2 separate regions of the Homo sapiens genome follow, and region 1 is linked to region 2. The links are chromatin loops, found by intact Hi-C in ENCODE. Cell type or tissue: stomach. All regions are shown on one strand. Links, peaks and the distances in the headings refer to the core of each region. The heading gives the core; the rest is flanking DNA.

What was found. A loop is a pair of places that touch in the nucleus more often than their neighbours do. Peaks named below come from ENCODE experiments on the same cell type or tissue, not always from the same donor. Only the 100,000 strongest peaks of a DNase experiment are listed, where the experiment ranks them.
Region 1: it touches region 2 in a loop (1.9-fold over the local background); 11 of 110 quality-filtered maps call a loop at or near these places.

The regions. Positions count from the first base shown.
Region 1 is chr1:1,214,917-1,230,837 of GRCh38, reverse strand. It overlaps SDF4 (stromal cell derived factor 4), which reads left to right. Exons shown (of 7, transcript NM_016176.6): 2 at 1,892-2,370; 3 at 6,870-7,006; 4 at 7,481-7,594; 5 at 11,911-12,069; 6 at 12,205-12,380; 7 at 13,150-13,907. The coding sequence starts at 2,066. The coding sequence ends at 13,326. Among named protein-coding and RNA genes, the nearest start is that of TNFRSF4, 8.7 kb to the right of the region's middle. In stomach, for the core only: no CTCF peak of the experiment used is centred there; a DNase peak (open chromatin) is centred at 8,429; H3K27ac peaks cover 631 bases.
Region 2 is chr1:1,168,625-1,179,288 of GRCh38, reverse strand. It overlaps TTLL10 (tubulin tyrosine ligase like 10), which reads right to left and starts at 5,409. Exons shown (of 16, transcript NM_001130045.2): 1 at 5,363-5,409; 2 at 4,968-5,004; 3 at 4,800-4,865; 4 at 1-100. The coding sequence starts at 73. It overlaps MIR200BHG (MIR200B, MIR200A and MIR429 host gene), which reads right to left. Exons shown (of 2, transcript XR_007065348.1): 2 at 8,951-10,664. It overlaps TTLL10-AS1 (TTLL10 antisense RNA 1), which reads left to right. Exons shown (of 2, transcript NR_173246.1): 2 at 2,893-6,233. MIR429 (microRNA 429) reads right to left here and starts at 10,284; the gene lies at 10,202-10,284. RefSeq lists enhancers at 1-118, 3,174-3,692, 7,916-8,483 and a silencer at 5,170-5,259. In stomach, for the core only: no CTCF peak of the experiment used is centred there; a DNase peak (open chromatin) is centred at 5,428; H3K27ac peaks cover 719 bases; H3K27me3 peaks cover 7,535 bases.

The DNA.
Region 1 (15,921 bases), core at 4,472-12,471, 48 kb before region 2:
TCAGGCGATCTGGGACGACAGGAATAGAATTATGCCACCACTAGGGAAGGGAAAAGCCCTCAGCCATGTTCAGAAAATCAGGCCGGGTGCATGGCTCACGCCTATAGTCCCAGCACTTTGGGAGGCCGAGGCAGGAGGATCACTTCAGGTCAGGAGTTAGAGACCAGCCTGGCCAACATGGCAAAACCCCATCTCTACTAAAAATACAGATTAGTGGAGAGTGGAGGTGGGTGCCTGTAATCCCAGCTAACTGGGAGGCCGAGGCAGGAGAATCACTTGAACCTGGGAGGTGGAGGTTGCAGTGAGCCGAGACTGCACCACTGCACTCCAGCCTGGGCGACAGAGTGAGACTCTGTCTCAGAAAAAAAAAAAAAATCAGACATGAGCCCCTCACCCAGGGTTTCCTTCCTTGGGGGAACTCAGGCTTGTACCCCTCTTGGTTTGTGGCAGACTGCACTGACTTCAGGACCACTTTCATGGCGGCCCCACTGGTGTTTCTCGATACCTGGAGGCAGCATTTTTTCGTTTAATATTACCCAGGGTAGCATTCGTTGAGCGCCTACTGTGTGCAGGCAGAGTGGCAGGTGCCAGAACAGTGAAGCTGAATAAGACGGCCACAGAACAGGAGTCTCAGTCCATGTGTGTTGAGGGAACAGCTGTGACATGGCGGGGCCTCAGCGGCACCCGAAAGGACCCGCAGGTGTTTGCCGGAGGGGCAGACTGTGAAAGGAGTAGGCTCGTGGGTGAGAAGGACCCCGAGTTCCCTTTGGGATACATGAGGCATGAGGCCCTGTGAGCCCCTGCTTCCCACCAGGACTGGCCACGCCTCGGACGGCAGGACAGACTTCTGGGCTCCTCGGCCTTGGCGTTCGCTCGCGAGTGTGGGCAAGGGCACATGTGTGTAATACGTGCATGCGTGAGTGTGGATGTGTGTGTGCACATCTGTGTGTGGGGGTTGTGTGTTTGTTTGCTGGGACCAGGCCCTGACGCCCTCTGCACTTAGGGTTGGCTGTCTTCGCAAAGCCTGGTCAGTCGGGGGGAGAGGGGGAGCCTCCTGTTTCTTAGTGAGAAGCTGAGGCCGGGGAGGCCACATGACTTAGCTAAGGTCATAGATCTCAAGAATGTTCAAGTCAGGGTCTGGAGAGTGACCCTAACCCCATGGGTCAGTGGCATGATGCCAGGAGGGACAGAGCCGGGCCCCACAGGAAAGCTGTGCTGCAGGTGTTGGGCGATGGGGACAGGTTAGCCCCTGGAGGTGCTGACAGCTCGAGAGAGAGATGGAAAGACGGAGAGACAGGGCTGAAAACTCAGTGTCTGTAAAAAAAAGACCGGGCACAGTGGCTCACGCCTGTAATCCCAGCACGTTGGGAGACTGAGGCAAGAGGATCGCTTGAAGCCAGGAGTTTGAGACCAGCCTGAGCAATACAGCGAGACCCGTCTCTACAAAGAGTAAAATAAAAATAAATTACTGGGCGTGGGGGTGCACGCCTGTGGTCGCAGCTGCTCCGGTGGCTGAGGCGAGAGCATCACCTGAGCCCAGAGCATCACCTGAGCCCAGGAGTTCGTGGTCACGGTGAGCTGTGGTCACCGCTGTACTCCAGCCTGGGTGACAGAGCAAGACCCTGTTTCTAAAAATAAAGAAAAAAACACCACGTGTGGTCCGGAGAAAACAAATGCCACGTGTGGTCCAGAGAAAACAAATGCCACGTGTGGCCCGGAGAAAACAATGCCACGTGTGGTCTGGAGAAGGCAGTGCCACGTGTGGTCTGGAGAAGGCGATGCCACATGTCTGGATCCTGTGAATCGAGGATATGTTTCATGTTGCAGGATAGACGTGCTTGGGGAAGTCTTTGCTGAGTCTTGCTAATGATGTGTCTGTGTCTCTCTGCAGACTGTGAGCTGCTTGTCCCCATCCTGCGGCCGTCCTGGGGACACAGAGCCCTCCGTGGTGCCCGGGGATTGGATTGGAGCCAGGACCTCACTTCCTCCTCTGCCCCTGCCCCTGCCCCTCCCAGCACCTGGCCCACACCCTGCAGCCCGCCCCATGGTCTGGCCCTGGGTGGCGATGGCGTCCAGGTGGGGTCCCCTCATTGGCCTGGCTCCGTGCTGCCTCTGGCTCCTGGGGGCAGTCCTTCTGATGGACGCGTCTGCACGGCCTGCCAACCACTCGTCCACTCGAGAGAGAGTAGCCAACAGGGAGGAGAATGAGATCCTGCCCCCAGACCACCTGAACGGGGTGAAGCTGGAGATGGACGGGCACCTCAATCGCGGCTTCCACCAGGAGGTCTTCCTAGGCAAGGACCTGGGTGGCTTTGATGAGGACGCGGAGCCGCGGCGGAGCCGGAGGAAGCTGATGGTCATCTTTTCCAAGTAGGTGCCGCCATGTGCCCAGACTGGGGGGCTGTCCGCGTGCGCTCGCCTGTGTGTTCCTATCCTGGCTTTGCGCGGTGGGGGGCGCCGGGCCCTGTGTCGGGACCTGCCGGGCTGGGAAGACGTGCCGGTGATGAGCGCCACTTCCAGCCTGCTGTGTTTGCGCGGAGGCCTGCGCTGGCAGCCCAGAGCCGCTCCTTGAATGCCCTGGGTCCGCCGGGGGCTCAGAGGGCCAGAGTGGGCCTGTGTGGCCGTCCCTAGGACAGCCTGGAGGAGCCCACGCGGCACTGCAGTGGTCAGCGTCCTCCATGCTGAGGGGCAGACGCCGGCCACGGGCAGCCTCCGCAGGCTGCAGCCCCAGTTGGACGAGGCCTGGCTGAGGAGTGAGGGGCTGCCACAGGTGGCTGGAGAGCTGGTACAGGGTGCTCTGGGCTCCTCCTGACACGCCCTCTACCCTGTGTGTTTGGGGTCCCTGTCACACACGGGCCGCGTATCACACGCAGGCTGGGGGTGTGTGGGGTTGGCTTGTTTTGCTGGCCTGGTCGGGAGCAGAGCTGTGCTGTCAGTGGCCCATCCTTGGCCGTCACTGCCCCCACCCTGCTGAGTCCCGAGACCCTCTTGCTGCCTCTGTGCCTAGTGCCGAGCTTTCTCCCCCGACCCCATCCCTGAGTCTCGAGAGCCTGTTGTGAGGGGTCCAAGATGGGTCAACCTGACCACTCACCCACAAGGAGCCAGGTCCTGCACGGGCGCCTTACTCCTTACGGCACGGCCGGGGTGCCCTGCGGTGTGGCCCTGGAACCTACTTGCACTCAGCGCTGGCCTCACCCCTGGAGGCAGAGCAGGGTCAGGGCGTGCCCGTGAGTCCCCCAGGCCAGCCAGGGTGCCGGGCAGGGAGCCGAGGTGCAGGTGAGAGAACACCCTGGGCCTCCTGGGACCTGCGAGACCTGGGCACAAGGAGGCAGCCCCCGCCGCAGGGCCTGGCCACGAGCTCACCTTCCCGCAGGGCCTGGCCACGAGCTCGCCTTCCCGCAGGGCCTGGCCACGAGCTCGCCTTCCCGCCGGGCCTGGCCACGAGCTCGCCTTCCCGCCGGGCCTGGCCACGAGCTCGCCTTCCCGCCGGGCCTGGCCACGAGCTCGCCTTCCCGCAGGGCCTGGCCACGAGCTCGCCTTCCCGCCGGGCCTGGTGCTCCAGGACCAGTGCAGAGGGGCAGGTGGCAAAGCTGGTGAGCAAGGGGATTGGGCAGGGCTGGGGTCCTGGGGTGCAGGAGCAGGTAGGAAAGGTGTGAGGACTGGTCTGGCTGTGCCACGGCCCTTGGGCTGAGGGCCAGGCGGGAGGGCCCTGAGGATCCAGGCTTTCGGGCGGAGCACAGGTGAGCTGGTGGGACGGAGGCACGGTGCCAGCTGGAGGACCTGGGCACCAGGTGTGGTGTCCCCTTGCACCTCTCCTCAGATGGTACGGTTCGGGGGTCCTTGCGTGGCCTGAGTTCACTTGGTGGTGAGCTGACCAACCCACGAAGAGGCTGCTGGTGCCCCTGGGGCCTGTCAGGTTCACCACCCCTGAGCTCACGAAGGCCTGGCTCGCGGCATCACAGGGGAAGGGTCCCCGTCCCTGCTCAGCCGGTGCTGGGGGTGGGCTGCACGCCTGGGCGAGGGGAGTTGAGGCTTCTGCTCGGTGCGTCTCCAGCTGGACCGGGGTTTCTTTTTGGTGCCTGTAACGAAACCCCAAGCTGTCTCGTTTGAGGAGGTGGGCATGGGGAGTGGGAAGTAACAGCAGGTCTCCGGGTCTCCCTGACTCCTGCGCCGAGCGGCGACAGCGGCCGCTGTGGGTGTTTAGACTTCCCTTCCCACACGCGGGTCCCTTCTCGCCCTTCTCCTGCGTAGGGCCCCGTCCCTCCAGGACCCACGTTCACTCAGCTGTCCTGTCTCCTCTGTCTCCTCTGGGCTGGAACGGTGTCTCAGACTCTCCCGTTTTTGTGAGGACGTAACAGTTCTGAGAAGGGCTGGGTAGGAGGTTTTAGGCTGTCCCTCAGTTTGGGCTTGTGGGATGTGTTTTCTCCTGACCGTACAGGGTTGAGGGTTTCTGGAAAGAGCCCCCAGAGGGGAGGTGCCATGTTTCCTCCTGACCGTACAGGGTTGAGGGTTTCTGGAAAGAGCATCCAGAGGGGAGGTGCCCTGTCCTAGGGGCTTTTGAGCTTCACTTCCTTCCCGCTTCCCTGCACCACGAGATGCTCCAGGCTTTCCTTCCCGCTTCCTGGCACGGTGAGATGCTCTGGGCTCGCCTCCGTGCCACCTGCCCCAGTGCAATAGCTGCCGCCTTTCCAGGAAGCCCTGTCTCCCGTGGCTGGAGCTGGAAGCCAGGGTCTGGGCACTGGGCGTCTTGCCCTTGTTCTCTCAGGAGCCAGAACTTGATAACATGCGTGTGTGCACCAGCCCAGTCACATCTGTGTTCTGCCAGCCCTGTTCACGTGTGTGTGCTGTGTACACGTGGGTACCGGCCTGTGCACTTGCGTGTGTGCGTGCCAGCTCCATGTACGTGCACCGCCCTGCAGCCGTGTCTTCAGGCACCTGAGTTTGGATGAGTGACTCCTTGCCGACATCTTGACTGGAATCCTGCGCCATGTGGTTTCTTTCCACCTTTTTGCTTTTTGCTCTGCCTCGTGTGTGTCTGTGTCTGTGGAGTGTGTAGAGCGTGTGGAGTGTGTGGCCCGTGTCTGTGGCATGTGGAGTGTGTGGCCCGTGTCTGTGGCGTGTGGAGCGTGTGGCCTGTGTCTGTGGCGCGTGTGGAGCGTGACCGGAGCATTCGAGGATGCACGTGTCCACGTGAGACCCACCAGGTGCCCCACCTGCCACATGGCCACCCGGGTGGCCCCGTCCCCAGCCGGTGTGTTTTGGGGACTGTGGAGCTGAGGGTGCCTCCCAGGCCCGTCCACCTCTGGGCTGCTGCGGCTGCTGAGGGAGGGGCGCGTGTGAGCGGCAGCCTGGCCTTCTTCCATGAGGATCTCTGCCCAGTGCTTCTGAGCCGTGCCTGCGGTGTGTGCACCCTCGAAGCTTGCCTGGCCCAGGTCCCAGAGGCCACACCTGCCTGACGAGGGCCTGCTTGCCACCTCATAACGTGGCCGCGGCTGCCCCTGAGCGGAGCATAGAGGCAAGGGGCCAGGGCACCCTACTCTCGGGGATGCCTCCGGCAAACGCACCAGCCGGGGTCTCAAGACCTCGCACCTCTGGAAGCCCTGCCTCCCAGTGCTGTTGCCCTGGGGGTTAAGTTTCCAACAGGTGAGCTCAGGACACGGGCGGCTGCAGCAGGGGTAGGAGCCTGTGGCTTCCACAAAGACATAATGGTGAAGCCGAGCTCTGAAGCTGGGACGGGAGTGACCTGTCCTGGGGCCTGTGGCCTCCTGACCTGGCCTGCGCTGGCCCCGTGTCCCCAGTCTGTGTCCCTATCCCCCAAGTCTGTGGTCTCTTCCATCCTTGCACACAATGTTAAGTCCCCACACGGTCTTCTTCCTAAATCTCACAACTTAAATTTATATGAAGGATTTTGTTTTGTCTTGTTTTGAGTCAGGGTCTCGGTATGCCGCCCAGGCTGGAGTGCAGTGGTGTGATCACAGTTCACTGCAACCTTCGCATTCCAGGTTCGGGAGGCCTCCCACCTCAGCCTCTTGAGTAGCTGAAACCACAGGTGCACGCCACCGCGCCTGGCGAATTTTCGTAATTGTTTTTGTAGAGGTGGGGTCTCCCTATGTTGCCCAAGCTGGTCTTGAACTTCTGGGCTTAAGTGATCCACCTGTCTTAGCCTCCCAAAGGGCTGGGATTATAGGTGTGGCCACTGCGTCCTGCCTATATGAAGGTTTTTGTGTAGCCATACCTGAAGCATCGAAAATAAAACATGGGCCGGGCCCAGTGGCCACACCTGTAATCCTAGCACGTTGGGAGGCTGAGGTGGGTGGATCATTTGAGGTCAGGAGTTTGAGACTAGCCTGCCCAACATGGTGAAACCGTATTTCTGTTAAAAATACAAAAATTAGCCAGGCGTGGTGGTGCACCCCTGTAATCCCAGCTACTCGGGAGGCTGAGGCAGTAGAATCGCTTGAACCCGGGAGGCGGAGGTTGCAGTGAGCAAAGATTGCGCCACCACACTCCAGCCTGGGTGACAGAGTGAGACTCCATCTCAAAAAATAAAATAAAACGTGAAGAGTGTGACTTTTGGAAGCTGTGGTTGGAGAGTGGGGTCTGGTGGTGATTCTGTGTGACAGAGGGGGAGGGTCCATGTGTTTCCCCGGGGAGGGGACCGTGGCATCCACCTTCCCCAGTGTCTCTGGCGTGGCCCGGCACCCCACAAGCCCCACGTCCCGGACGCTTTTCGCGTTGCCTGGTGGAGCCTGTCGCTGTTGGTGGCAGGTTCACGCAGCCATGGAGTCCTGGGCCGGCGGCATCCGTCTGGCTGTTCGGGGTCCTGGGGGCCCAGTCTGACGGCCACCTGCCCATTTGCTGTCTTGCAGGGTGGATGTGAACACTGACCGGAAGATCAGTGCCAAGGAGATGCAGCGCTGGATCATGGAGAAGACGGCCGAGCACTTCCAGGAGGCCATGGAGGAGAGCAAGACACACTTCCGCGCCGTGGACCCTGACGGGGACGGTACTGTGGCTGGGCCGGGGTGGGTGGGGCGGTGGGCGGGGCGGGCAGGGCCATGGGCCTTGCCTGGTGCCTGGAGGGCAGACAGGCCCTGTCTGAGGGACGGGCGGTGGGGAAGTGTCAGCCGGAGACCCCGAGGTGTGGTGGGGTGCACGGAAGCTGGGTTCATGATGCCAGAATCCTGGTGACAGAGGTGTGTGTGCCAAGCACTGGGCGTGGCCCATGGAGGGCGCCTCTTATGTCTTCGGGGCCTTCATCTGGTGGTGTCTATGCCTCTTGGTGGCCCCGAGGCACAGACGTTGCCGGCTGGCCTCACAGGTGAGGAAACGGGTGTGGGGTGCTGGCCGGGGCCCTGGGGCTCCAGACGCTGGCATCCTGCCGCTTCCAGCCTGGGCAGCAGAGCAAGACCCCATCTCAGTTGAGAAGGAAGTTCAGCTCAGTATCAGAGGCCCTGACAGGTGTGATCTGCTCTTCCAGGTCACGTGTCTTGGGACGAGTATAAGGTGAAGTTTTTGGCGAGTAAAGGCCATAGCGAGAAGGAGGTTGCCGACGCCATCAGGCTCAACGAGGAACTCAAAGTGGATGAGGAAAGTGAGTGCTCAGCCAGGCTCCCGCCACCGGTCTCAGGCATCCTGTGTGTGCGCGCGTGTGTTGTGTGTACATGAGTGTGCCGTGTGTGTCGTGTATGAGTGTGCCGTGCGTGTGCTCGTGAGTACGTGTGTGCGTGCCGTGTGTACGAGTGTGCTGTGCGCGTGCTCGTGAGTACGTGTGTGCATGTTGTGTGTACGTGTGCTGTGTGTGTGCTCGTGAGTACATGTGTATGCGTGTCGTGTGTACGAGTGCACTGTGCATGTGCTTGTACGTGTGTGCGTGTCGTGTGTACGAGTGCGCTGTGCGTGTGCTTGTGAGTACATCCAGGTAGCTGTTCATGTAGGCTCGTGAGTACATGCAGGTGAGTGCGCCCTCACACCCGCTGTGTGCACACGTGTTCGTCTTAACAGCATGGCCCAACCTGGTTGGTGGTGGCTGTCAGGAGGGAAGTGGGTGAAGCCGTTGCTGACCTAGGCGCCGCCCAGGAGTCCGGTGGGGAGCGTGTGAGCTGTGCCTGGGCAGCTTTCAGCTCTGCTGGTCACGGCACCTTCACGGCCGTTACTCAGTTAGGTCCTGCAGAGAATCTGAGGCTGTGAGTCTGGGTTGGGGCCTGCCCCGTACTCTGAAGGCCACGTGAGGCAGAGTTTCCTGGGGAGAGGGCACAGCCTGTGCCTGAGGGCCTGGCCCTGAGGCCTGGGTCTGCTGGAGACATCTGTGTGGCCGTCAGGTGGTCACCAGAGAGCGGTCAGGTCCCAGGGAGAGGCTCTTCCTTGGGTCTGGGGTGTGGCCGTTGGCCAGCAGGGCAGCCTCAGCCCTGGGCGGGTCCAAGCTGGTGCCTCTGCGTGAAGAGGGTGGGGCCGGGTGGGGCCCGGCACCCGGGCTAAGGCCAGGTGAGGGGAGAGCCGGGCCACCCTGCACGGGGCCAGGTCTGGGAGAGCCGTCCAGGCAGAAGCCCCTGCTGGCCCAGTTGTGAGGCACAGCTGAGCGGGTACCGTGGCGTTGCTGCCACCCTGGGGCTCCGTGTGCCCTTCCCGGTCATGCCCGTGGTCTGGTTTGGGGCTTTGAGGAGAACGTGCAGAGTCGCCTGCTCCGTCGCTGCCCGGCATCCTGGGGTGGGTTCTCTGCTGCCCTGCAGGGCGCCCGTGTCGCCCACGGGACTGGTCACGTGATACGGGGCTGCTCCTGGCAGGCTGGGTGTATCTTACACCTTTATTTTTTGTGCCTGCTTAACTTATCAGTAACACACATTTCCTCACCAGAGTCTCAAGGCAAACCACCTCTTCTTTCTTTTTTCATGAGACGGTCTCACTCTGCTACCCAGCCTGCAGTGCAGTGGTGCAGTCTCGGCTCCCTGCAGCTGTACCTTCCAGGGCTCAGGCGATCCTCCTACCTCAGAAGCTGGGACCACAGGCACCATCACCGCGCCTGGCTAATTTTTGTATTTTTTGTACGGATAGATTCTGCCGTGTTGGCCGGGTTGGTCTCAAACTCTTGGACTTAAGTCATCCGCCTACTGCAGTCTCCCAAAGTGCTGGGATTATAGGCGTGAGCCACTGCGCCTAGTCTTAGCCTCTTTCTTTTTTTAATTTTTAATTTTTAATTGTTTAAGAGTGAGGGCCTCACTGTTGCCCAGGCTGGAGTGCAGTGGTGCGATCTCAGCTCACCTGTAGCCTCCACATCCTGGGCTCAATCTATCCTCCTTGGAGGACAGAAAAATAAAGGTGTAAGATACGTTCCTGCCAGGAACGGCCCATATCATGTGACCAGCCCCCATGGGGGCGGCCTCCTGAGTGACTGGGACCACCAGTGTGTGCCACCATGCCCAGCTGATTCAAAAACATATATTTTGTAGACACAAGGTCTCCCCATGTTGCCTAGGTAGGTCTCAAACTCTTGGATTTCAGAGGGTTCAAGTGACCCGCTCGGCCTCCCCCCGTCCTGGGGTTGCAGGCGCGAGTGACCCGCCTGCCTTGGCCTCTCCCCATCCTGGGGTTGCAGGCATGAGCCCCTGTGCCTGGCCTTGACCTTCTAGAATGACGCGGAGACTTTTGAGCCTGTTGGCTCTGCCTGCTCTTTTCCCAGTTCACGTACTCTTATCTGGAGTTTGGTCCTGTCCGTTCTAAATCCTGCAAATTGGACATTAAAAAAACTAAAAGTAAGAGGATCTCCCTGTGTTGCCCAGGCTGGTCTCAAAGTCCTGGGCTAAAGGGATCTGCCTGCCGCAGCCTCCCAGCATGCCGGGATTACAGGCACAAGCCCCAGTGCCCGGCCAAATTGGACGTTATTACTTCCTTTCCAAAAGAGTGGTTTACATTTTCCTCCCCACACACGGTTCGTGCCTCCACCCCGGTCCCGCGTTCCCTGCTGTCCTGACTGCGTCTTTAAGCTTCATCCCGTTGGTCCGGCCTGTTGGCGATGTGCTTGGGGCAGGAGGCCTTGCCCGTGCCCGCCCCCCAACTCTGATTGTGTCTGTCTTTCCTTGGTGCCACTTTATTTGGGTCTTTTCTGCCCAGGACATGGCCCACCTGGACCTAGAGCTCTGTGACATTTCTGTGAAGCCTCCGTCTACCTTTGGGACTCAGCAGAGGTGTGTTTAGAATTCACTCTGCGTTTTGGGGGTCCCCATGCATGCTGAGGTGCTGTTCCCTGCCCACCCGTGTCCGATCCGTCTTGGCCTCCCCGACCTCAGGGTGCCTAGGACCCCCCGACCTCTTTGGGTATTTGGTTTCTGGCTCAGGAAGAGCAGCTGCCGGGTCCTGGAGGAGGGGCCTGGGAAGCGCTGGCAGGCGTCACTCCTGCGACCTCCCACCCCTCCCTGCATGGCTCCTGCGAGGGTCACCGCGTGAGTCCGGGGGCTGCTGTCCTCGCGCCTCAGACCTGATTCTGGGGACCGCGGTGAAGGCGTGGCAGGCGGGCATCACTCCCTTCCCCCGCCTCCATCGCTGCCTCTCTCTGGGTCTGCGTCCTCTTCTCACAGGGACAGCAGTCGTTGACTCTCCCTGATCCAGGAGGGTCTCTCCAGATCCTTCCCTAACAGCAGAGGCCCGGCTCGTGGGGAGGGACTGGGACTCAAGGCTTCTTCACCAGCCTGAGGTTGGTGCTGGGGCTCGGCGGCGGCTGTGAGAATCCTGTGCTGGAGAAAGCGTCTCTCGGCCGGCCTGTCTGGGGCGTCTGTGCCTCTCCTGGATGGGTCTCAGTTTGGCCCCGTCCATCCATCCCAGGAGCTGCGGTGGAGCAGACAGGGAGGGGTGCCCCAGGAACCACAGCCCCGTCACTCCTGTCTTCCTTTAAGTGAACCGGTCGTGTAGATGGAGGTTGTTCAGAAAGGGATAAGATGGGACGGCAGCTGGGCCTCATCCCGCAGTGAGCGCGACGCAGAGGCTGCCGGGCTTGTGGCAGGGGCTTCGGCCAGGGCAGAGTCGGGCCTCACGTGCAGGGGGCTGAGTGTGGGCCTCAACACTGGACTTGGCCACTGACTGCAGTGAGCCCCAAGATGGGGCAGGAGGTGGTGTTTCTGTCCTGGAGACCCAGGGTGGCTTGGGTCCTTGGGATGTGTGGGGACCTCGGGGTGAGGGCCCGTTGGGGCCGGGTGGGCACGGCAGGAGAGCGGGGGCCACACACCCAGAGGCAGTGCCGTGTCCCGGCTGGGAGGGTTCCTGGGAAGCTCTGCTCAGCCCCAGTCTCAGTCATTTCTAGAAACTGTGTTTTCCTCCCTGTGACGTCACACGTGAAGGAAACGGAAAAGGGCAGTGAGTCCTTCGCCCCGCGGCGCCGTGCGCACGTCAGCCTTCAGGGTGATTCCGCTCCTCCAGAGGGGCAGGCGCGGGTGTGGGGGGTGGGGCCCAGGCCCATCCTGAGGGGTCCCAGGCATGAGGGGCTCTGAGCTGTGTCCTGGGGTGGTCTGGGCCATGGGGAGGTTCTGGATCATGTCTTGAGAGGTCTGGGCTGTGTGGGGGGTCCAGGCCATGTCCTGGGGGTCTGGGCTGTGTCTGTGGGGAGTCAGGGCCATCCATGTATTGGGGGTCTGGGGCAGGGGGGGGTCCAGGCTGTCTTGGGGAGTCCGGGCTGTGTGGAGGGGTCCAAGCTATGCCTTTGGGGATCAGGCCTGTGGGAGGCTCTGGGTTATGTCTTGGCGGGGGTCCAGGCTGTGTCTTAGGGGCTGGGCCATGTTCTGGGGACGTGTGAATCCTGGAGGGTGGGGCCCCGGTCTCGCGGGTGGCTGTGTCCCTCGAGTTCAGGCAGCACCTCTCGGAACTTTCTGGATTTGCGTGCTGGCGTCTGTCGGCCTCGATACCCACAGGCTGCGCCCCTCTCAGCACAGGAAGTCCTGGAGAACCTGAAGGACCGCTGGTACCAGGCGGACAGCCCCCCTGCAGACCTGCTGCTGACGGAGGAGGAGTTCCTGTCGTTCCTCCACCCCGAGCACAGCCGGGGAATGCTCAGGTTCATGGTGAAGGAGATCGTCCGGGACCTGGGTGAGGCTGGGTCCAGCCTGGCCGGCACGCCAGGACCCAGGACCGACTGGCAGGGGCCGGGCATCGTCGGGAGGTCGGGGCAGGTCCTGCGGGAGCCCCAGCCTGGGTGTGGGCTGACCCATTCCCGTCTCGCAGACCAGGACGGTGACAAGCAGCTCTCTGTGCCCGAGTTCATCTCCCTGCCCGTGGGCACCGTGGAGAACCAGCAGGGCCAGGACATTGACGACAACTGGGTGAAAGACAGAAAAAAGGAGTTTGAGGAGCTCATTGACTCCAACCACGACGGCATCGTGACCGCCGAGGAGCTGGAGGTGAGCCCTGGCGCAGCCGTGTCCCGGAGCCGGCCCTGCGAGGTGCTGTGGCGGGAGGGGCTGGTGGATCTGGGCCTGAGGCAGGAAGCTGTGCTGGTGTCTGGCCTGAGACTCCATCTGGGCTGGTCACTGGGGCGTTTGCTCAGCGGTGTCCACCAGGCTGCATGGCCGTTGTTGGCGTTTAGGTTCAGACGGATCAGAGACAGGCGAGCCTGGCCGGGCTCCATCCTCAGCCCCTTGCGGAGGCGTCAGGGTTCTCACAGCCCCTTTTTAACGGGACCACAAGGGGAAGCTCATGCTGGGCCCAGCATGGAGGCAGGTCCAAGGCCCAGCAGGTGCAGGTGGGCGGGGCGGCCTGTGCCACATGGCTGGAATTTACCACCTTCCTCTGAAGCGTTTTCACTGGTATCATGTGTAGGCTTGTTTTTCTCCCACTGCTGAGTGAGTCATCTTGTTTTTATGTAGAATCCTGTGATTCCTGGCGACAGCCAGTGGGCCCGGCCCAGGTTAGGGATCCTTCAGAACTGGGGTCCAGGCCTGTGTAGCCCCTGTGCCCCGTTACCCCTGCTGGCCCCGGGCAGGCCTTCCGGGGCCCCCGGCTTCTCCCTGCCCTGTGTTTTCATTTGTGCCGCCTCCCTTCGGGAACCTTCCAGAACGTGCCCACACTCCCGCTGCAGCCAATAGGCACCTTAAATAGCCACTTCGTGCGGCTGGCCGCGGAGCTCGGAGGGGGAAAGGCGACGCTGACCTGTGCCCCGCTCGCCCGCAGAGCTACATGGACCCCATGAACGAGTACAACGCGCTGAACGAGGCCAAGCAGATGATCGCCGTCGCCGACGAGAACCAGAACCACCACCTGGAGCCCGAGGAGGTGCTCAAGTACAGCGAGTTCTTCACGGGCAGCAAGCTGGTGGACTACGCGCGCAGCGTGCACGAGGAGTTTTGAGCGCCCGGCCGCGCCCCGCGCCGCCCCCCACGCACCACCGGGGCGGCCTCGCGGGTGACTCCGGGCTCCGTGGCTGTCCCGGACCCCACCTCTTCCCTGCCGCCCGCCACCGGCCGACCGACCGCGGCTGCCCCAGTTGATGAGCGGCGTGTCCCCTCTGCAGCGCGCACCCCGGCGGGGCTTTGGCTGTGACGCGGTCGGGGCGCGGGGCTGGGCTGTGGCCCCGCGGCGCCGCCTCCTCCCTGGTCCCTCGAAATCGTGGCATCTCACTTCTGAGAACGAAATCTCGCTTCAGTCACTCTGCCGAAGGCGCTGACGGCATCGCGGCCGGAACCTCTGGGCCCGGCCCCTCCCAGGGCCGCCGCTCCGTGGGAAAAAACAGCTCCTCCATTTCCTTGAAAACTGAACGATTATTAAAAATAGATTAAACTTCGCTGGAAATGAGTAGCCAGGAAGTTCAGGGGAGGGTGCCGGGTCCTTCCCGGGCCTGGCGTGTCGGAGCCACCCAGGTCCCGCAGCTGCCGCTGAGAAAATGCAAATATTTGTTGTGACAAGAATCACATACATTTACTTTAAATATAGTTGCCTTTTTTGGTCAGCTTCATTCTTTGGGCGTGAAACAAAACACAACAGCAGCGTGCTAGGTTTGTGGTTACAGTTTCCACTGGAGCGCTGGAGGCTGGTGCTGGGTCACGTGGAGGGTTGGAGGTCATGGCCGGTTCGAGGTGATTCTCCTGGCAGGTGGCAACGGGCAGGGGCTCTGGGAGGACGGAGGGCAGCGCTGCGTTTGTGAGTAGGGGTCAGGGGGCAGCAGACGTGCCCACTGAGTTTGGGGTTTGGACATTTAAGGCAGGAGACAGAGCCGCCTGGGGGTTTTGGGTGGAGGATGGCAAGGTCTTTGGGTGCAGTGGGGCAGGCCTAGCCCCAGATGGGGCAGAGAATGGGGTGTGTTAGGACGGCTGGTGGGGGTCCTGCTCTGTGGCGTGTGGGGGCCCAGGCTGTGTCCTGGCTCTCCCAGTGGGAGCTCAGGGAAGCCGGGAGTGTGTCCTCTTCAGTCTGCCCTGTGGTGCCCATGTGACCGGCCTCTGCCCTGAGCCCACCTGCCCAGGGGCCCCTGTGGGGCCGAGAGGGCGGGTTGGCACCTGGGCTGGTTCCCAGGCAAACGAGATTCACAGAGCCACGGCCAGCGCAGGTGGTGGGAGGATGGTCCCACGCCCTGCTCTAAGGGGCTGTAATTCCCTGGAGCCAACCTTCGGTGGCCTGGACTCTGTCTTTCCCCATCCGTGGCCCCAGGCCACAGCCAGGGACCATCATAGCTGCAGCAGCATTCGACGCCCTGTGCTGAGGGCCGTGCACCCAGAGGTGGGAGGTGTGAGCTGAGGCCATGCTGTGCTGGACATGAAGGCGGGGGGACAGCTGGGTATGTGGTGGCACCTGGCCCTTCAGAGGCCCCAGCCAGCTCCAGTCTGGTACTGGAGGAGCAGTGGCCACTCATGGGCTGCCCTGTGCCGCCCGCGACACTACTGTGTGGAGCGGGGAGCCCAGCTCCTGGGGATGTGGTTCGAGCTGCAGGCTGCCTTACAGACCTTGGGGGTCCTGAGCTCTGGGTCAGTGTCCAGCCTCCTGTGGCCACGCCACACCCGGTTCCATGGACACAGCAGGGCTTTCTTGGACCTGTGACCTTAAGCCCAGGACAAGGAGACCTGAGCTTCCTGGGCAGCTTCAAGCAGGAGGGGCCGTGCCCCATCCTGGGGCCATTGCAGTTGCCAGCAATATGCTGGGGGTGCCCTCTCCATGGTGCACGGGCCCCACTCACTGCACCTGTGGGCAGATGTGGCCACTTAGGCCCCAGGAGAGCAGTGTTGCCCACCAAGACCCCCAGTTCACCTGAACCTCCAAGGAACCAATTGCAAATGTAAGCTTTTTCTCACTGTCAGTGGGAAACCCTTGTGAACGCTGGGTGGAACCTTCCACAAAATGCCAGAACTTTCCTCCTCTGCCCACCTGGGTTGGGGTGTGCACATGCAGGTACACACACTGTCTGGGATGCTCTGAGCCCTTCCAGGGTCCTCTCTACTTGTGGGGACGTGGGGAGGGTGACCAACTTAGGGACCCTCAGTCCGAGGGCGGGTGGCCTCTCCCTCCACTCCCTCCCTCTCCAGGGCCAGCGGGCTCCACGGCTGGGAATTTCCCCACGGGTGGGCCGAGGACAGGCAGCTGTTTCCTGTGCTCCTGGGAGGAGGGGATTTCCAGCCCCTTCCCTGCTGCTCTGTTCCTAGAGGCCCCTCTCCACTTGCAACTTCAAAAATGAACTTTTGGATAATCACAGGCTGGTCACAGTTATTTGAAAGGTGCAGAAAGGGCCCAGGGAGCCCCCAGCCCCGCACCTGCTCCCCAGCTCTCCGGGCAGTTCGCATCCTCTGGGCAAACCTGGAACCTGAGAACTGTTTGCATAGAAGGTGGAAACCTGCCTGCGTGCCCGTGTGCGCCAGGCCATCCAGGACCCACCCTCACCACCTCCTCAGAGGCCTGTCTCCAAACACTGCCACATGGGGGTTAGGGCTTCCACGCAGGAATTTAAGGGGCACAGTTCAG
Region 2 (10,664 bases), core at 970-8,969:
CCCTCTTGAAGCCGGCTCGGGTCCGAGTGGGTGGTCCCCGGCGGTGGATGAACCGGGTGCAGCTGTGGTCCATTGGCCGGGGGGTGCCCGGGCGAGGGCCCTGAAGGGAAGATGCCGCTCTGACCCTCCTGTGGGACCTCCGCGCGGCCCGAGGCCCCAGTGCTTGGATGGAGCAGGCAGTCAGGCCCACCCTGCCCAGGAAAGGGCGCCTCCCAGGGCCGTGGGCTTGAGCCTCTGCGTGCGGCTGGCTCCCGTCTCTGTGGCAGCTGTGGGGCCTGGCGCCGTGTGGGGGCGAGGCTGTCTCTGCACCCTGTCTCTGCCGGGCATGTCCTCCCTGGCCGGAGCGGCTCTTCAGGTGTGGCTGAGCTCGGCCTGGGTGCCGGCTGGAAGGAGGGGCAGCGTCAGGCCTGCTGGGTGGGGCGCCTGCCTGAAGAATGGAGGGTGGGAGGGCTCCTTGGCCTGAGCAGGGGTCTTCTCTGTCTCCGCTGCTGACCCCGGAGCCCAGCTGTGGGCTGTGTGCAGCCGCCTGGTACCTGCCATCAGGGTTCCTCTGCGGCCGCCCCTGGGTGCCAGGCCCGACCCCCAGGACACTGTCTCCAGCAACACCTTCCCATGTTGCAACTTAGGAATTTTCAGCCAGTTCCTCGACAGATCTTTCTACCTCTGTCTCCAGCAAACAAACCCATCTTGGGGCTGCTTGGGAGGTGAGAACTTTTTTTTTTTTTTTGAGACGGAGCTTCATTCTTGTGGCCCAGGCTGGAGTGCAATGGGGCGATCTAGGCTCACTGCAACCTCTGCCTCCCAGGTTCAAGCGATTCTCCTGCCTCAGCCTCCCAGGTAGCTGGGACTACAGGCACCCACCACCATGCCCAGCTAACTTTTTGTATTTTTAGTAGAGATGGGTTTTCTCCATGTTGGTCAGGCTGGTCTCAAACTCCCGACCTCAGGTGATCCGCCTGCCTCGGCCTCTGAAAGTGCTGGGATAACAGGTGTGAGCCACTGTGCCCGGCTTAGGTGAGGGCTTTCAAGGGTTTGAAGGAACTCGCCCAGGAGACAGGGGAGCACACGGCAGTGTTGGGCAGAGGCTGTGGGGGCTCTGAGGCTGGAGAAGGCTGGGGTAGGCCTGAGGCTCCAGGCTGGGCACAGAGCTCGGCACCAATCTCACCCGCAGGAAGCCTTTGTGTCTGCCCCTCCCTGCCCCGCCTGAGTGACAGGAGGGAAGGAGACAACGAGGAAGCCCACGGGCAGGGGAAGGTGGGGAAACTGAGGCAGCCGTCTGCACGATGACCCAGTCGGGTGGGGCCACTGGGACCCGTCCTCAGGGAGGAGCGGAACACAGGCTGGGCCCCCCACCTGTGTCTGGGAGAGCCTCACGCCCTCTTCCTAGGGTGGGCTGGGCAAGAATGGAAGAAGTCAGGAGCCCTGAGACCCCTCCCCACCCAGAACAGGAGGACTTTTGGAAGAGGCTGGACCCTGCGCAGGCACGGAGCAGGTGTGTGCGTGCAAGACTCTGCATTAAATGGGAGACCTCAGCTCCTTCTCATGGGCCCTCAGCACCCAGGATTCCTGCTGGGGAAGGGGATCCTCTAAAGTACTGACTCTCAGCCAAAGGGGCTGCCCAGGCCCAACAGGCATCATCAGAGGGACTCCCAAGTGTGAAGAAGAGTGACACAAGGACAGCCGGGCGCGGAGGCTCACGCCTGTAATCCCAGCACTGTGGGAGGCTGAGGCGGGCAGATCATGAGGTCAGGAGATTGAGACCATCCTGGCTAATATGATGAAACCTTGTCTCTACTAAAAATGCAAAAAATTAGCCGGGCATGGTGTTGGGCGCCTGTAGTCCCAGCTCCTTGAGGGGCTGAGGCAGGAGAATAGCTTGAACCTGGGAGGTGGAGCTTGCAGTGAGCTGAGATCGTGCCACTGCACTCCAGCCTGGGCGACAGAGCGAGACTCCGTCTCAAAAAAAAAAAGAATGACACACAGACACATTTACACACACACACGCACAGACACACAGCTACACACAGACACACACAGACATGTCGACACTTGCACAGATGCACAGACACACCTACACACACAGACACATGGATGCACAGACACACCTACAGACATGCACACACACACCTATAAACATGCACAGACACACCTACAGACACCTACACACAGACACGTCTACACACACACGTACACACAGACACACACACAGACACCCACACACACACACAGACACCCACACACACAGACGCTGACACACACAGACACGCAGACATGTAGACACACAGACACACAGACGCACACAGAGGAAGAGAAAAGGGGAGAAACAGGGAAACAAACCAGCCTGGAAAAGGCTGGGGTGATGGAGACAGGACCCCTCAGAGAGCCGCGTGCTTTTAAAGCAAAGGCACAGAGAATACAAAAGAGCCGGTGGGAATTAAAAATGCAACACCGGGGTTGGGATTTAAGTCAAGGAAACTGCCCAGAAGGGAACCCTGGGGATGGGACTGTGGGTGTAAATCCGAGGTGCCGCACAGCAGGGTCACCGTGGAGCCCCAGGCGAGAGGGGAGGCCCGGGGAGATACAGGCACAGAGCCGGAGGAAGGAGGTGTGGTCCTGGCCAGCCCTGGGTGCCCACCGAGGCCACTAGCAGCCCTCCAGCCTTCCTGGGGACACACAGGGCTGGAACCGGCCCAGGAGGCTCCCAGCCGGGAATTCCAGGAATTCCATACCTGGCCTACCAGGTGTGGAGGTGGGAAAAGGTGTGGAGGTGGGAAAAGGTGAGGAGACATCCGTCCCTCCGGGAAGCCTGGAAGACTCTCACAGGAGTGAGCTGTCAGGGAAAAGATGCAGCAGCTGTGAGCTTGCAGCTGACCTGATGACTGTGTGCCCCAGCCTCTCCAGCTGTACAGCGTCAGCCTCTCTCCAGCTGCACAGCGTCAGCCTCTCTCCACCTGCACAGTGTCAGCCTCTCTCCACCTGCACAGCGGCTGGGAGCAGCAGCCTCTCCACCTGCACAGCGTCAGCCTCTCTCCACCTGCACAGCGTCAGCCTCTCTCCACCTGCACAGCGGCTGGGAGCAGCAGCCTCTCCACCGGCACAGCGGCAGCCTCTCTCCACCTGCACAGCGTCAGCCTCTCTCCACCTGCACAGCGTCAGCCTCTCTCCACCTGCACAGCGGCTGGGAGCAGCAGTCTCTCCACCTGCACAGCGGCAGCCTCTCTCCACCTGCACAGCGTCAGCCTCTCCACCTGCACAGCGTCAGCCTCTCTCCACCTGCACAGTGGCTGGGAGCAGCAGCCTCTCCACCTGCACAGCGTCAGCCTCTTTCCACCTGCACAGCGTCAGCCTCTCTCCACCTGCACAGCGGCTGGGAGCAGCAGCCTCTCCACCGGCACAGCGGCAGCCTCTCTCCACCTGCACGGCAGCAGCCTCTCCACCGGCACAGCGGCAGCCTCTCTCCACCTGCACGGTGGCAGCCTCTCTCCACCTGCACAGCGGCTGGGAGCAGCAGCCTCTCCACCTGCACAACAGCAGCCTCTCTCCACCTGCACAGCAGCTGGGAGCAGCAGCCTCGCAGGGTTGCTGCAAAGATGGAGTTTCCACATGTAATGTCAGGACAGCACCCGCCACACACTGCGCAGTCTGCAGGGCTGTGGTGATGGTGACTGTGGGGGTGACGGGAGGCAGAGAGCTCAGGGACAGCTCAGGATAGGCGGGAACACAAGCACATGTGAAAAGCAAGGCGATCGCCAACTCTGAGGAAAACAAATGGGCACCACCCGGGGAGGCCGGGCAGCTCTGCCCCAAACATCATTCGTGCCGGGATGATATGGACAGGGCAGCGTGTGGAAGACAAGCCCCTTTCACCGTCCACGGGGAATTTCTGCACTGGAAGCTCCAGAAGCAGCAGCATCAGGTGCTTTTTGGAAACAGGCAGTTAGAAAGCGGAAGCACAGCACCCACCCCCCCACCCAGGAAACTGCCTCCGTCTCTTCTGCTGCAGAAGAAGCAGCAGCTGGAAGAGGCAGCCAGGTGCTGATTTCATCGTAAGCCTGAGGCCTCCTTTGGGCTTTTCTAACTTTATGTCCTTATGATGTTCACAAATAACTAAATAAGTTGTGAGCTGTTATTTCTTGTCATTGAAATTAAAGGTGTTTTTTTTTTTAATTTTTTTAGACGAAGTCTCACTCTGTCGCCCAGGCTGGAGTGCAATGGCGCAATCGCGGCTCACTGTAACCTCCGCCTCCCAGGTTCAAACAATTCTCCCGCCTCAGCCTCCTGAGTAGCTGGGATTACAGGCGCCTGCTGCCATGCCCGGCTAATTTTTGTATTTTTAGTAGAGACAGGGTTTCTCCATGTTGACCAGGCTGGTCTCAAACTCCTGACCTCGTGATCCGCCCACCTCGGCCTCCCAAAGTGCTGGGATTACAGGCGTGAGCCACCGCCCCGGACTGAAATCAAAGGTTTCTTAAGCAGCTGCCCGCTGTGTGTGTGGTGAACCCGGGGCCTGAATGCAGGTGGGACGCAGCCTCCCAAGCGCCGGGAGCCGCTGGCTCCTCACGCCTGTCGATCTAGCAAATGTGCTTTGGAGTCTCTGACGGACGCGATTCTGAATCCAGAAGGAAAGCGTCTCACTCCGAGATGCTGACTGACGTGTCCTTTATAGCGGTGGGACTTGGGAAGCCGGTGACGCCCGGTGTGGAGGACGGTTGTGACGCCCCTCGGTGGGGACACGGTGTAAAGGCGGCGTGGAAACTTGGTGCACGACCTTACAATAAATTGTAAAATAAGCGTTTTACCTGGTGAGATGAAAAGACCGGCAGGAGACGGCACCCCGGTAGGATGAACAGAAGAGACTTTTAAACCTGAAGAAATCATCCAAAAAGCGACCACATGTTAGTGTCCTGCTGCGAGTTCTCCCCCCAGAATCCAAGCTTGGCCACGTGGGGCCCTAGGAAGGTACTGACATTGTTCGAAGAGCTGGTGCCTCCCGGCCGGAGGCCGCTGTCAAAGGACGCACGACCTGTGGGCTCAAGCAGCCGTCCGTCCAGGACTTGCTCTGCGGAGGCAGACCTGGTCCCAGGCCACGGAGCTCGTCCCAGGGCTGCCCAGCCCTCCCACCCCACCGGGTACACACACCGTTCCCCGGCCTGGCCTGGACCCGAGCCTCTCGCACGGTGGCGCTGGGGTCCGGGACCCGCAGAGCAGGCTCAGCCTGGCCCCACCCTACCCGATCCCTGTCCAGTCCCCTCCCCAGCCTCCTCCTCTCCTGAGCAGCCTCCCGAGGGGACCCGCAGGCAGGGCGTAGGAGGGCGGGGCCGAGCCCACTGGACCCCAGCTGGTGGCCGCCGGCGCTTCTTACCTGCCCAGCCCACAAGGTCCTGGGAGCCTGGGCCAGGAAACAACAGTGGTGACCTGGCAACCGTCTCCTGGCAACCCCCACCCAGCCGGAACCCAGAGGTGAGCTTGGGTTTTCGGAGGATGGGGAGGGGCTGCTGAGTGGCGGGGCCAGCCCGGGAAGCCGGGCTGAGGGCTGAGGCTGGAGAAGGGCACAGCTTCATGGGCACAGCTGCCTCCCAGTCACTGCTGGGACTGCCTGAGCCTGAGCCCCAGTTGCTGCCCCTCCGCCCGGCCCTCCCAGGATGGTCCCTGAGCCGTCTCTCAGGCCCCACCCATGCTCAGCACCCCAGGACCTGGCCCGGGCCAGGCTCTGCGTGCACCCTGGTGATGTTGGCTGGATACACGGCTGCCGATCCCTGAGCATTCTCTGTGCTTCACGTGGTCGGGTCCCTGTTCTCACTCCACAGCGGACGAGGTGCCACTGTGCCCCCCTCTGCAAACAGGAACCGGGGGCTCCACAAAGTGAGTGCCCCCCAGAGGGGGACTCACATCTATCGGTCCAAACTGCACCTTTCTGTAAGCCCCTCGCTGTGTCACAGACCTCGGCCAAAGTGAAGCATTCCGCAGGGGTTTGGGCCGTGAGGAACAGCCTGCCCGACACCTGACTTGAACACTCTGCGGGGAAAAACACCGAGGAACATCACGATTACCTTCTGCGGGAACAAGGGCCAAACAAACGGCCTCATCCTGAAGCCGTGTGGCCCGGGCCGCTCCCACCCATACCTATAGGCACCCCAGCCCGTAGGCGGCAGTGGGCTCTGGCATCCAGCTGGTCCCCCACCTCTGCAGGTGTTTGCAATGTACCCGTGTTGATGTAAGGCTGCCCTTTCTCCATCTCTGTGTGTCTTTGTTTAACCCTCACATTCTCTCTTTTTTTTTTTTCAAAATACGGAGTCTCACTCTTTTGCCCAGGCTGGAGTGCAATGGTACGGTCTCGGCTCACTGCAACCTCCGCCTCCCAGGATCAAGCAATTCTCCTGCCTCAGCCTCCCGAGTAGCTGGGATTACAGGTGCCCACCACAGTGCCCAGCTAATTTTTGTATTTTTAATATTAATTTTATTTTTTATTTTTATTTTGTTTTATATTTTATATATTTATTATTTTATATATTATTTTCTATATTATTATAATTATTTTATTATTAATTTATTATTAATTTTAGAGGGTTTCATCATGTTGGCCAGGCTGCTCTTGAACTCCTGACCTCAGGTGATCCGCCCGCCTCGGCCTCCCAAAGTGCTGGGATTACAGGCGTGAGTCACTGCGCCTGGCCTGCCCTCGCCTTCTCTTTAAAACACCTAATGATACGAGGTCTGGGAGTCCTGGGCTCCTGGCATGACCCATGGCACGGTCTGATCCCCTCTGCCTCAAACTCTGAGCCTCCAGCCACGTGTCCCCTACCCATCCGTGTCCTTCAGAGCTTTGCGTGGGTCACGAGGGCCTCTGTGCTTAGGGTCCCCTTGCAGGGGGCTGGTGGTGCCCCCAAAAGACAACCACATCATAGCCCTGAAACCTCGAATGTGACCTTATTTAGAAGAAGGGGCTTTGCAGGTGGGGTTACGTCAGGATCTCTAGTGACATCACCCAGGGCAGGCCCTGAATCAATGGCCTCTGCCCCCCTGAGAGGGAGGTGGAGAGAGGAGACGCAGACGTGGGGGAGACGCCGTGGGACTGGGGGGCAGAGATGGGTGACACGGCCACAGCCACTGATGCCTGAGCTGGCAGGGGCTGGGGAGGCAGACAGGGTCCTCTCCTGGAGCCCCCAGAGGGGTGCAGCCCTGCCTGCCCTGTGGCTTTGGAGTTCTGGCCTCCAGATGCGGGCGTAAGCGTCTGTTGTTGTGCCTGCCTGTGTGGTTTTTCAGCAGCCGGGAGGAGAAGCCACCCTTTCGAGAGTGTGGTGCCCGCTCCGGAGCCGCCTCCCCGACCCACGCCGGGGCGGCAGCCTGGGGGTTCCCCGCTCTGTGTCCCTGGGGCCTGAGCTGTGGGGGAAGAAGGGGCCCCGGCTGTCCCTGGGGAGTCCCTGGAAGGAAGAGAGAGCTCTCGGAAGCGGGGCGGTGGGGGGCGTCTCCCACCGTCCTCCTGGTTCTGTCCAGCTGGGAACAGTGTCCTCGTCCCCTCCCCGCACTCCCACCTTGCGCCTGGTGCTCAAGCTTTGAGATGGTCCCGCTGGACCCTGGTGCGGAGCAGACCCAGGAGGCCCCTCTGCCCTCTGGGAGCCTCAGGTCAGGTGGCAGGTGGGGCTGGGGCAGGTCCTGGGCTGAGTGGCTGGGCCTTCGGGGAGCAGGGCCCACTTGGTGGGGGTGACGGGTGGGGGGTTCCTTCGGTGGCTGCTGTGGCTCTCCAGGCTGGGAGCAGCAGATCCGGGTTCGGAAGCTCTGACTCTGGGAAGGGGCCTACGTGTGTCCCCTCCTCCCTGAGGCTGAGGCAGGTGGCCTGACAGGAGCTGATGGGGATGGGAAGGACTCGCCCAGCTCCTCTCCAGAACTGGCCCTTCCGGGAACAGAGCAAGGCAGGGTCCTTGCCCCTGGGCTGGGAGGGAGAGCCCCGTGTTCATCTTTGTGGCGCACCGGCCTTTGGAGGATGTGATCTGGACACACACCTCGGAGGACGGGTTTCCTTGTGTGGGGGGAGAGGGGGTGCAGCGGGCAGGTCCCCCAACCCCTGCAGCCTCCCCTCCCTGGGGCCCCACACAGGCCTGAGGACTCCCCACCGCCCTCAGAAGCCCCCAGGCTCCCCAGCCAGGCACTACCTCGTCCCTCACAGCTTTCCTGAGTTCAAACTTGAAAACTCTGCCCCTTAATCCCAAAATCTGGGTGGTGTGGCAGCCACGGATACCTGTAGCCCCAGCAAGGTTCCTGCGCAGGGCAGGTGGGAGCAGGACCTTGGGCCGTGGGTGTGCCCGGCCCGCGTGTCCAGGTGGGTGCAGCCCCCAGGGCCAGGCAGAATGGGGGAGGCCTGGCACCTCTCGGGCAGTGGGTGGGGTCTCCAGGCAGGCCAGGCCCTGCCACTGGAAGGGAGGTGGCCCCTTTGCCACCAACCTGTGGCTGTCACCGGGGCAGGTGTGGCTGGACCAGGAAGCCCTCCTGGCTGGCGCCTGGCTGCCTCCATCCTGTCCGCAGCCCTCGCTCCTGCTGGCCGGCACCATACGCTCTTGGTCACCTGCTCAGAGAGGCCCCCCAGGGCCACCGGCTGCCCCCTCGGTAGCTCCCTTCAGCACAGGCTGAGGTGTCTCCACTCAGGGACTCCCCCTTCCCCCAGAACCTTGACCTGAGCTGACCACAGGAGAGTCAGGGAAGATTCCTGAGCAAAAGAAGGAGGGAGGGAGGGACGGAGAGAGGAGGAGGAGGGAGGAGGGGGAAGGAGGGATGGAGGAGAGGAAGGAGGAGGGGGAGGGAAAGAGGAGGGAAGGGAGGGAGGGAGCCTCTCCCAGGAACCTTGGGGGCCTCCGGGGCCGGATGCAGTGTCTGGGGTTCTGTCCTCAGCTGGGCCCTTTGCACGGCGGGGGTCTGTGCACGTGTGGTTAAAATAAGGAGCTGGTCCAAGCATGGGTGCGTGAACTGCAGACTTTATTACTATACAAAGACTTTTTTCTGTTTTGTTCCCGGTGCTTATGGAGAGGAGGAGGAGGAGGAGAAACCGCACAGGGAGGCTCTGGGTACGGCCCCGCCAGCCCCAGCAGGGTCCTTCCTGTCACACCCCGTGCAACGCAGCAGGCGCTGTGGAGAGTGAGCCCCACTGCAGTGTGGGGCGCAACTTCATCCGAGGGGTGCTTGGAGGGACTGGCCAGACGGGCACAGCGGTGAGGAGGTGCTGGGATGGGGAAGGTCCCCGAGCTCCGGGCGGTGTTGGATGAGCTCAGGCTCACAGGTGTGGCCCTGCCTGGCCCGAGCTCTCCAGGTGTGTCCAAACCTTGTGTTATATGCACCTTGCAGTCCAGGGCTCACCCGTGCGGTCTGGTGAGGTGGACGCCACATTCTGGGGGTGGCACTCCAAGTTCTTCCCCACACACGTCGCTCAGGCGGCAGCAGCATGGGGGTGGTTTCAGCTGGCCCTGCGGGGGACTGCCCCATCTCCCCAGGGAGGAAAGAGGGTCTGGAGATAGCCCCGGGTGGGGGAGGTCAACCTGCAGATCCCGGCTTGGGGACAGCTCCAGATGACACCTCGTGAGCCGCCTGGGGTGGAGGGGCCCCCAGTGCAGGGCTGCGTGGCCCCAAGCACCTGCCTTCCCTATCCCATGGTCTTGCAGCTGGGCACCGGCCCCGCCCGCCTCAGCCCCAGAGATGGGCCCTGGAGGGAGAGTGTGGTCTGCATCCCACGGCTGGCCCCTGGAGGAGGAGGGCCAGGGCTGGCCCCGGGAACCTCCCAGAGGTCTCTGCGTCCTGCTGCCTGGCCGCTGAGACGCTGTGACATTGTCCCTGCTGGGCATTTGTGCTCCTCCGTGCCCTGGGCTCAGGCACTTTGGGGGGCCCAGCTGCTTCTGTCTCAGCCTCCCCAGGTGGCGAGGGGGCTGGGGCTGTGGGGTGGGGCTCCGGGTATCTGTGACTGTGACCCCAGGGGCCAGGCTGATAGCACGGGGTCCACAGCATCTGCCCGGGGACTACAGCTCGAGGGCCCCAGGAGGCCGGGTGGGCACAGGCCATGGCGAGGGTGGGGCACAAGAGCCCCAGACCCCGGCGGCTTTGCACTGATGGGCTGCGGATGGGCACAGGCCATAGTGAGGGGGGCATGAGAGCCCCAGACCGGGCGGCTTTGCACTGATGAGCTGCAGGGCAGGCAGCTCTCTCCTCTAACGGTGATCAGGCAGCGGATGGACGGTTTTACCAGACAGTATTAGACAGAGGGCCAGGTCTAACCATGTCTGGTAAGACGCCCATCGGCCGGCGGTGGTGTGGGTGGCCTCCGGGTCCTGGGCTGGTGTCTGCGGGGCCTGTGAAGGGAAGGCCCCGGGGGCGGCTCCTGCCACCTCCTGCAGCTGCCCTGATCCCTCCTGGGTCTGCAGAACGAGCCCCCGAGGCACTTCCCTGACAGCCCCCATCCCAGCACCTGGTCCCAGCCCAGCCTGGCTGTGTGGGGGTACCCGGGAGCCACCTGGTCACCCAGGCCCTGCTCTTGGCAAAGGTTCCCTGCAGCCCCTCGCTGGCTTCCTGAAGCTCGGTCGGGTTAATGAGTAACAGTGAAGGGCAGCCTCTCCCCGGTGGCTGCCCCCTCCCCAGGCTGGGGCCTTGTGTGGGGGTGCGGTCCCAGGCGCCCTGGTTGCAGATGG